Linked DNA regions of Homo sapiens: region 2 is linked to region 1. Evidence: chromatin contacts called from ENCODE Hi-C or POLR2A ChIA-PET data. All regions are on one chromosome and are shown on one strand. Each heading gives the region's core, a stretch centred on a gene start or an enhancer-like site at or near the end of the contact. The rest is flanking DNA. Distances are from core to core; before and after follow the strand shown. Region 1 overlaps PEX14 (peroxisomal biogenesis factor 14). Region 2 holds the start of CLCN6 (chloride voltage-gated channel 6).

Region 1 (3,867 bases), core at 939-3,438:
CTATTGTGAAAACACGCTATTTTCTCCCACTCACATCATAGAAAACACTCTCACACTCTCCTTCATTGGAGGCATACAGGAAAAAAAATGTATTCTAATATAAGTCAAAGGATGGCTCACCCTGAAGGCCAAAAGAGACCAAAGGCCTTTTATAAAAGAAGGAAAAGGGCCGGGCACGGTGGCCTACGCCTGTAATCCCAGCATTCTGGGAGACCAAGGTGGGTGGATCACGAGGTCACGAGATCCAGACCATCCCAGCTAACACGATGAAACCTCATCTCTACTAAAAATACAAAAAATTAGCCGGGCGTGGTGGCACACGCCTGTAGTCCCAGCTACTCAGGAGGCTGAGGCAGGGAATCGCTTGAACCCGTGAGGCGGAGGTTGCAGTGAGCCGACATCACGCCACTGCACTCCAGCCTGGCGACAGAGCAAGACTCCATCATAAAAAATAAAAGTTAAAAAAAAAAAGAAGGAAAAGAACAGGGAGCATTTCATTTAAAAACGATCCTATGCATCTGAATATATTGTTCTTTTTCATTATAACTAGCTACTTCTAAAATTAGTTCAGTTGGATTTAAGGATTTGACAAATGTGGAATATAACCACCGACGCCAGTGCAGGTTTCCAACCAACACCCCTGAAGTTAATGCTGGGATTCTGCTATGCTTCAAAGCAGGCGAACATCAGGGATCCACCCCACCTTCATTAAAATTCCACAATCTGTCTGCCATCCTTTGGATGAATCCACAGAAGTCTCTGTTTCCCTGGCCAGGTGTTTCAACACCCAGCAATGCTCATGTCATCAATCAGGTGACTTAGTCAAGTGCCACAGTGTTGGGTATCAGAAAAAAAGATCCAGAAAGTCCTGGTCTGAGAGCTCTAGTCCTTAAAAATTTAGACTTGGGCCAGGCACGGTGGCTCACGTCTGTAATCTCAGCACTTTGGGAGGCCGAGGAGGGCAGATCACGAGGTCAGGAGGTCGAGACCATCCTGGCTAACATGGTGAAACCCTGTCTCTACTAAAAATACCAAAATTAGCCGAGCGTGGGGGCAGGCGCCTGTAGTCCCAGTTATTCGGGAAGCTGAGGCAGGAGAATGGCGTAAACCCGGGAGGCGGAGCGTGCAGTGAGCCAAGATTATGCCACTGCACTCCAGCCTGGGTGACAGAGCAAGACTCCGTCTCAAAAAATATATATATTTAGACTCAACACCCCACCTAAGCCATAAGACTGAGCAGAAATTCTAGTATGTGACACCTCTGGAGAGAAACAGGTTAACACAATCAAGCCTCTCTTCTGGCAATACACGTGTTGATGAGGTCCTGCAGTCCACAGAAGACTTGGAAGTCAAAGAGGTCACAGGTCCCAGAGACCACAGAAGTCAGAGGTCCCACGGGCCACAGAGGTCAGAGATCTCACAGGCCACAGAAGTCAGAGGTCTCACAGTCCATGGAATTCAGAGGTCCCTGGGTCCACAGAAGTCACAGTCCCACGGTCTATGGAAGTCAGAGGCCCCACAATCCACAGAAGTCATAAATTCTAGAGTCCACAGAAGTCAGGAGTCCATAGTCCACAGATGTCAGGGGTCCCTCCATCTCTAGAAGTTATAGGTCCTACAGTTCATGGCAGACTTTCCTAGGAAAATTTAAACTCTGATGTGCATGGTCATTTCCATTTCTAAACCCTACACAAAAATCTGAGGGGAGACACGCTCAATCAGATAGCATTAAAGCTGGAAAGAACGCACCATGATGTTAGCAAAAACCACTTCAACTACTCATGCCATTAGAGTCATCAAAGGGGGGAGGCAGGAAGGAAGGGAGGGACAGAGAAAGAGACAGTAATGAAAGAGAAAATAAGTCTGAAAAGAAAGGAGAAAATAGAAATATAAAAGATTAGAAAAAACAGGAGATAACAAAATAAAAAAGACAAAAACCTCACTTTGGCATTTACAGTTTAAAGCTGTCAGGGCATTTTATGAAATGACAGTTGCAATAAAACAAATAGAATGGTGAGTCATCTGGGTTCCAACTTCTGAGTCAAAAGGGGCTGTTTCTAGACAAACCAGCAGCTCTGCTGCCTGCACATTTAACGATGCCTATCGGTGCACCACAGCTACGGAACAGGATGTGGAGAACGAGGAGGTGGGAGTGAGCATTGTCTTTACTGGTCCCAGTGTCATTGCAAATAAAGACTGTCAAGATTTAAACCATAATAATGGAAAGGCTATAAAGGTCTCAGTTATAATGTTTCCTCTGATGTTCCCTTTCATAAAATGGCCTCTTTATGTTGCTTGCGTAGCAGTCATCCACTGAACATCGGCATATGTGTGGCCCAGTGGGAATGTTGCACCCTAAGTTCCTAGCAGGACGCCAGGCAGCAACTGTGCAATCCAACTCCTTGGCTCATCATCTCCATCGCACATAAGTGAGCACACACACTCACTCATTCCACAAATATGTATGAGTGCCTATTTTCTGCCAGGAGCTGAGCAATACGGTATATGCCCAACCCATACAGGGCTTAGCAAAGTGCCTAGGTGCCAAACAGCCAGGAAACACACATGCAAAATATATACGGCCATACAACACAGGGACTCCTTTCCTACTTTGGCACCTAAAAGTCTTACATAAGTGCCTGGCAGCCTAGCAGGAAATGGGACTTTTCCTTCTCCATGCCAGAGCAAAGTAGATAAGCTGGAACACAAATCAGATAAATGCTCAAAAAGGGGGCTTAATATGGTGCCCACAAAGACTTGCCTTTACTTGGACACACCAGACAAAAATGCACAGAAACCTGCTGTTTCAACAGAATTATTTATCTGCAGCCTGCCATCTAACCATTCTAGGCACCAGGGAACCTCAAAGGAAAATACAAACAAAACCTCTGCAAATTAATACTTTGTAGACATGCCAAGGAGGCATGAACTAAGAAAGACACCAGCAGCACGTGTAGGGATGAAATGAGGCTGAAACCTGTAAACCAGGGAGCCGTGTGATGCAATTAGAGATGCCAAAGTCCAAAATTAGGAAAGGATCGATCTAGTCAAGCCCAACTTGGTGGCAGGTAGAGAATAACTCACATTTCTAGGTGGGCAGCCTGTGCCAACCACAAACCATCCCTGGGCTGCCTTCCCTGCTGATCTATAATTGGTGGGTCAGTGATGGAGCTACCAATTATCTTGAGGCCCCCTGTATTTAGTTCACAGACAAAGGGAAGCAGGAGAGACCAGTTAGTAATGAGTAAGTAATGGCCACGAAAATACATTGTATTATACAAAGCTGCTTCGGCAGGAAAAGCCATTTGGAAAATAAAGCGTAAAAGAATAAAATAAGCTGGAGAAACTCAATTTTCTCCTCCCTTCCTCCCAAAGCCACACTTAGGATAAAATGAGGTTTGTGCAGGTTAATCCTTAAGAGGTAAGAAAAAAATGATTAAATACATTTAAAAAATCAATTGTACATTAAACCAAATCCAGGAACTGCAAAAACAAACACGGCAGCGTTCCTCCAGCCGGCATTAGCTCTGCCAGTCTGGTCAGTAGGGGATACCCCCACCTGATGGAGCCCGCTGAGGTCACAGAAGACAAGCAGAGAGGAAGGGGAGAGAACCAGGGCTGGGGAGTGGGATGGGACCACAGATCTGGATTTCACTGGAACTGAAGTTATTTCTAGATATTATAAAGAAATAAAATGCCTTACAAATGGGGCTCTGGGGACCAGGCTGAATTCTTCAAAAATCCAATAGAAATAATAATAATGAGAATCATTTGATAAACAGAAATTATAAACCACCTTACTGTCAAATGATGTGCCACTATTTCTCGTTATTTCTTCTGTTTATTAACAAATTCTATTAACTGCCA
Region 2 (3,867 bases), core at 691-3,190, 1.3 Mb before region 1:
TGTGGAAGCTGTGTGATGAGGACAAGGGGTTTCAACAGATTATTCTGTTTTTGCATATAGTTGAAATCCTTCATAATAAAAGTTAAACAAAAAAGTGCTACAAATCCTAACGCTGACACTAAATTCTACAGCATGAAGAATTTATGGAAGAGTGAGACTCTGTCAAAAAAAAGAAAAGGTTGTGGAAAATTACCTAATGATACAAAAAGTATAATAAAGGGGGTGAGTGGGACAGGTTAAAATAGATGATTTAGTGGAATCTCATTTTTGTTACTTAAAAAAAGCATGTATCATGTATATAAAAGCATGGGTAAGGATGTAGAAAGATACTTAGTAAGGTGTTAACAGTCATCTTTTAATGAATGGAGTTATAGGCTTTTCTCTACCTTCTTTATTACGTTTAAGAATTTAATGATAAAAAGTCACGCATGTTGTTTCACCCCAGCAGTGTTGGCTTTACTAAAAACACATACTCTAAGAATCCCATACATGAAAGGTGGAACTTAATCAAGAACATGTCAGAGAGAAGCTGCTTGAGCAAGAAAATATCTGAAAAGCAAGCTCTCCTAGAAGAGAAGCAAGGCCTCCTTAACAGTTTATAAGCACACACCTGTTAGGGGCACATACTGCCTGCCAGTGCCTTTCACTCTAAGTCTCTCTGTAAGCTGTAAAAGCAAACAGTTTAATGGCAAATACATACTCTATCCAGGTTAAGGTGCCACAGATTTATAAACGTGTAAAAACACCAGACCTTGTTTTGGGGTTAAGGTGAGAAAAGGGCTTGCTAAACAGTCTCTTTCCTAGAAGGAAGTTCTCTTACCCACTCACTCCCTGGGACAGAAGGTCAAAGAGCATCTCTGGTTGGAATCATAATGCTTCGGCCTGAAGTGACCAGGCCACTCACTACTTTAGTTGCCCAAGCAGTATCAAAGGAGCTCACCTCATAGTCTTTCCTTGGAAGAATCTCATCCTCCTCCTCCTGTGTTTCTCCAAGGATGGTCTAGAAAAACAGATCCGCAGAGGGAGCCTTTTTTAGTGGTTAGGAGTGGAAGGAGGCAGAAGTATTTACTGAAATCAGTGGCTAGCTTCTAAATCATCTGGAGCCATTATCAAATAGGAACCAGCCCTCAAAAAAAACCTTTCAGGGGTGAGGGACCATGTGGGTGAGGATCTACAGCCATCAGCTGAGCTCTTCATTTCCACTGATAGTCTCCAAATAACCACCCTCCTCTTCAGGACACCTCAAAGATGTCCAACGCCAGCTGAAAAGGGGGGTAAAAATGCAGGTTCCATTTGACAGTGTGACGTATCTGAAATCAGAAAGGACTTGTCAACTCTGGGAACACAACTCAAGTTTTCCCAGGATGCTTTGCAGGGGGAAGCTGGACTGTCAGTGACCCAGAAAGGGTGAGGGATAGAGTGAGAAAGGACTGGAGAAGCTAAAACAGCAGCATGATAAGCACAAAGTCCTGTGAGGAAGCTCATTCTGAAAACGCTTGTTTCATTCCAAACTCTTTTCAGATGGAAATAAAAGGAAACATGGGTGGGATTTACTGGAGCTGGCCTGGATTCTCCCTCAGATTCCAGGAGGGGTTATGAGAAAAGACCCCAGACTTAGGCACGTGAAGCAGGGTAGACGCTTCGAGAGCCCTGGCTGCGGTCCCCAGGCCCCACCCGCTGCCACCTGCGGGCCCAGATTGGCCCGGCCCCACCCCCGGCAACGCCTCTCTCAGTCCCTTAGCAACCGCCCCCTCCCCAGGCCGACTCCGCCGGCTTCTTACCAGCTCCTCGGGGGTGCGGGTCTCACGCTCACCGCAGCAGCAGCACCACCTGCAGCAGCAGCACAGAGACCCCCTGCACCCCGCCATCTTCCTCCTTTACTGCCACTCTGGACCCCTCTACCAACCCCCTCCCAGCCAGGATCTGCGCCTCACGTGACTGGCCCCGGGACGGTCACGTGGCCCTCTCGAGCTCTGGGACTGAGACCAGGAGTGGCTGCAGACGGGTGGGGCGAGGACTCGCGTCACATGACGATAAAGGCACGGCCTCCAACGAGACCTGTGGGCACGGCCATGTTGGGGGCGGGGCTTCCGGTCACCCGCGCCGGTGGTTTCCGCCCTGTAGGCCCGCCTCTCCAGCAACCTGACACCTGCGCCGCGCCCCTTCACTGCGTTCCCCGCCCCTGCAGCGGCCACAGTGGTGCGGCCGGCGGCCGAGCGTTCTGAGTCACCCGGGACTGGAGGGTGAGTGACGGCGAGGCCGGGGTCGCCGGGAGGGAGATCCTGGAGCCGGCAAACAACCTCCCGGGGGCAAGGACGTGCTTGTGGGCGGGGAGCGCTGGAGGCCGGCCTGCCTCTCTTCTTGGGGGGGGCTGCCGCCTCCCTTGCGCACCCTTCGCGGGATTAGTGTAACTCCCAATGGCTACCACTTCCAGCGACCGCCAACCCTCAAGCGAAGACTGACTTTGGCTCCCTGCCTGGACGGAGGGGCCCCTGAGCCAGGGGTGACGATCCCGCCCCTCTGACCGGCCCAGGCCCGTGTCCTCGCCCCCATCGGTGACTCAGTGACCTGGTGACTGGATTCTCGGCCACCTGGGCGCCGAGACGGCTTCCGGCTCCTGCCTTTTAAACCTGCCTCCCCGGCGATCACCTGGAGAAGAGCGCTGGGCCCGGGGCACTGCGGTCCCTGGCGCCCACTGCGTCCCGCTGCGCACGGGGGTCCGCCGGGACCTTTCTGGGAGTCGTAGGCTTAGTATCCCAGTGCTTGGCGCAGACTAGTTGTTCAGTAAGTGGCAGAGGCTTATTTTGAGAGAGTGGCAGCACCTGGCCCTTTGGCGCTCAGTGAATGTTGGCTATCACCGTGTGCCAAACTCTGGGGATACCCCAGGCAGGACACCGGTCCTGTCTCAGGGAACTGGGGAAAGAGAAAGGAGACAGGCCTTTTCACCCACAGTTACAACCCAGGGTGCTATGGGAGTCCAGCTGATAACGGATAAATCGTGGGAGTTGGCTTACAAATATGGCACATGCGTGGCATATACTAGGAATGCAATAAGTCTTTGAAAATCAGAGGGTTTACAGGTGGTTCAGCTTCCTCCTACTCTAGGTTCTGTTCCAGCAAGCAATTAACGAGGTGCGCCCTTAAACGCTGGAGGAAAGCCAACTGGCTGCTCTTGCTGTTACTCCTCCCCCCCGCCCCCGTTCCTCACTCCCCACAGCCATCCCCACTGAGAATCTGGAGTTTGAGGTCAGAATGAAAGAGAGCAGCCCTAGAGGGAGAAAGCTTTGGCCCAGGGTTCTTAGTCTGGAATCAACTCCTTGTCTTTGGATGTATCCCCGTGTAGTCTGTGCACCTGTGTGTGTATTTCAGGGGAAGGGAGCAGTGCATTTAATCAGATTGTCAAAAGAGTCTAAGACCCCAAATGGTTAGGTACACAGGGTTAGTGGTGGACAGTCTGAAAGAAATGAACCTCACCTGGGCTTTCCTCTGTTGTGCCATGTCACCACACACCCATTCACTACTGTGTGTTTGCCCATTGCTGTGCAAGTGTTTTGTTTGTTTTTAAGTGTTTGTCTTATTTTCTTAACCAGACTGCCAGATGACCCTATGCCCTCTGTTGGCCTGTCTGTGCCCTGGTGGCTCTGATTACTTGTTTCTGTTTTTTGTTTTTGTTTTTTTTTTTGAGATGGAGTTTTGCTTTTGTCGCCCAGGCTGGAGTGCTATGGCACAATCTTGGTTCACTGCAACCTCTGCCTTCCGGGTTCAAGCGATTCTCCTGCCTCAGCCTCCAGAGTAGCTGGGATTACAGGCGCCCGCCACCAAACCTGGCTAATTTTTATATTTTTAGTAGAGTCGGGATTTCACCAT

What was found. A loop is a pair of places that touch in the nucleus more often than their neighbours do. ChIA-PET counts read pairs that join two places held with the same protein, here RNA polymerase II (POLR2A). Pooled maps may share reads with other maps.
Region 2: a loop to region 1 is called in a map of CD4-positive, alpha-beta memory T cell, with 10 times the contacts of the local background. The contact joins the promoter of CLCN6 here to the enhancer-like site in region 1. A Hi-C loop is called at or near these places in 1 of 168 maps with a recorded cell type or tissue (CD4-positive, alpha-beta memory T cell) and 5 of 50 pooled maps. POLR2A ChIA-PET finds 5 or more read pairs at or near these places in 3 of 52 experiments (RWPE1, activated CD4-positive, alpha-beta T cell and activated T-cell).

Annotation. Positions count from the first base shown.
Region 1 is chr1:10,509,297-10,513,163 of GRCh38, reverse strand. All of the region lies in intron 2 of PEX14 (peroxisomal biogenesis factor 14), which reads right to left. Among named protein-coding and RNA genes, the nearest start is that of PEX14, 36 kb to the right of the region's middle. RefSeq lists an enhancer at 3,808-3,867. Within about 2 kb of position 2,188, at least 19 of the 41 ENCODE cell types and tissues checked have a DNase peak (open chromatin) inside an H3K27ac peak, as active enhancers do.
Region 2 is chr1:11,804,264-11,808,130 of GRCh38, reverse strand. It overlaps CLCN6 (chloride voltage-gated channel 6), which reads right to left and starts at 1,940. Exons shown (of 23, transcript NM_001286.5): 1 at 1,782-1,940; 2 at 941-1,000. The coding sequence starts at 1,868. MTHFR (methylenetetrahydrofolate reductase) reads left to right here and starts at 2,167. Exons shown (of 12, transcript NM_005957.5): 1 at 2,167-2,243. RefSeq lists enhancers at 1,393-1,462, 1,913-1,992, 2,003-2,112, 1,310-2,295, 3,592-3,867 and silencers at 1,643-1,692, 2,363-2,412, 2,433-2,482.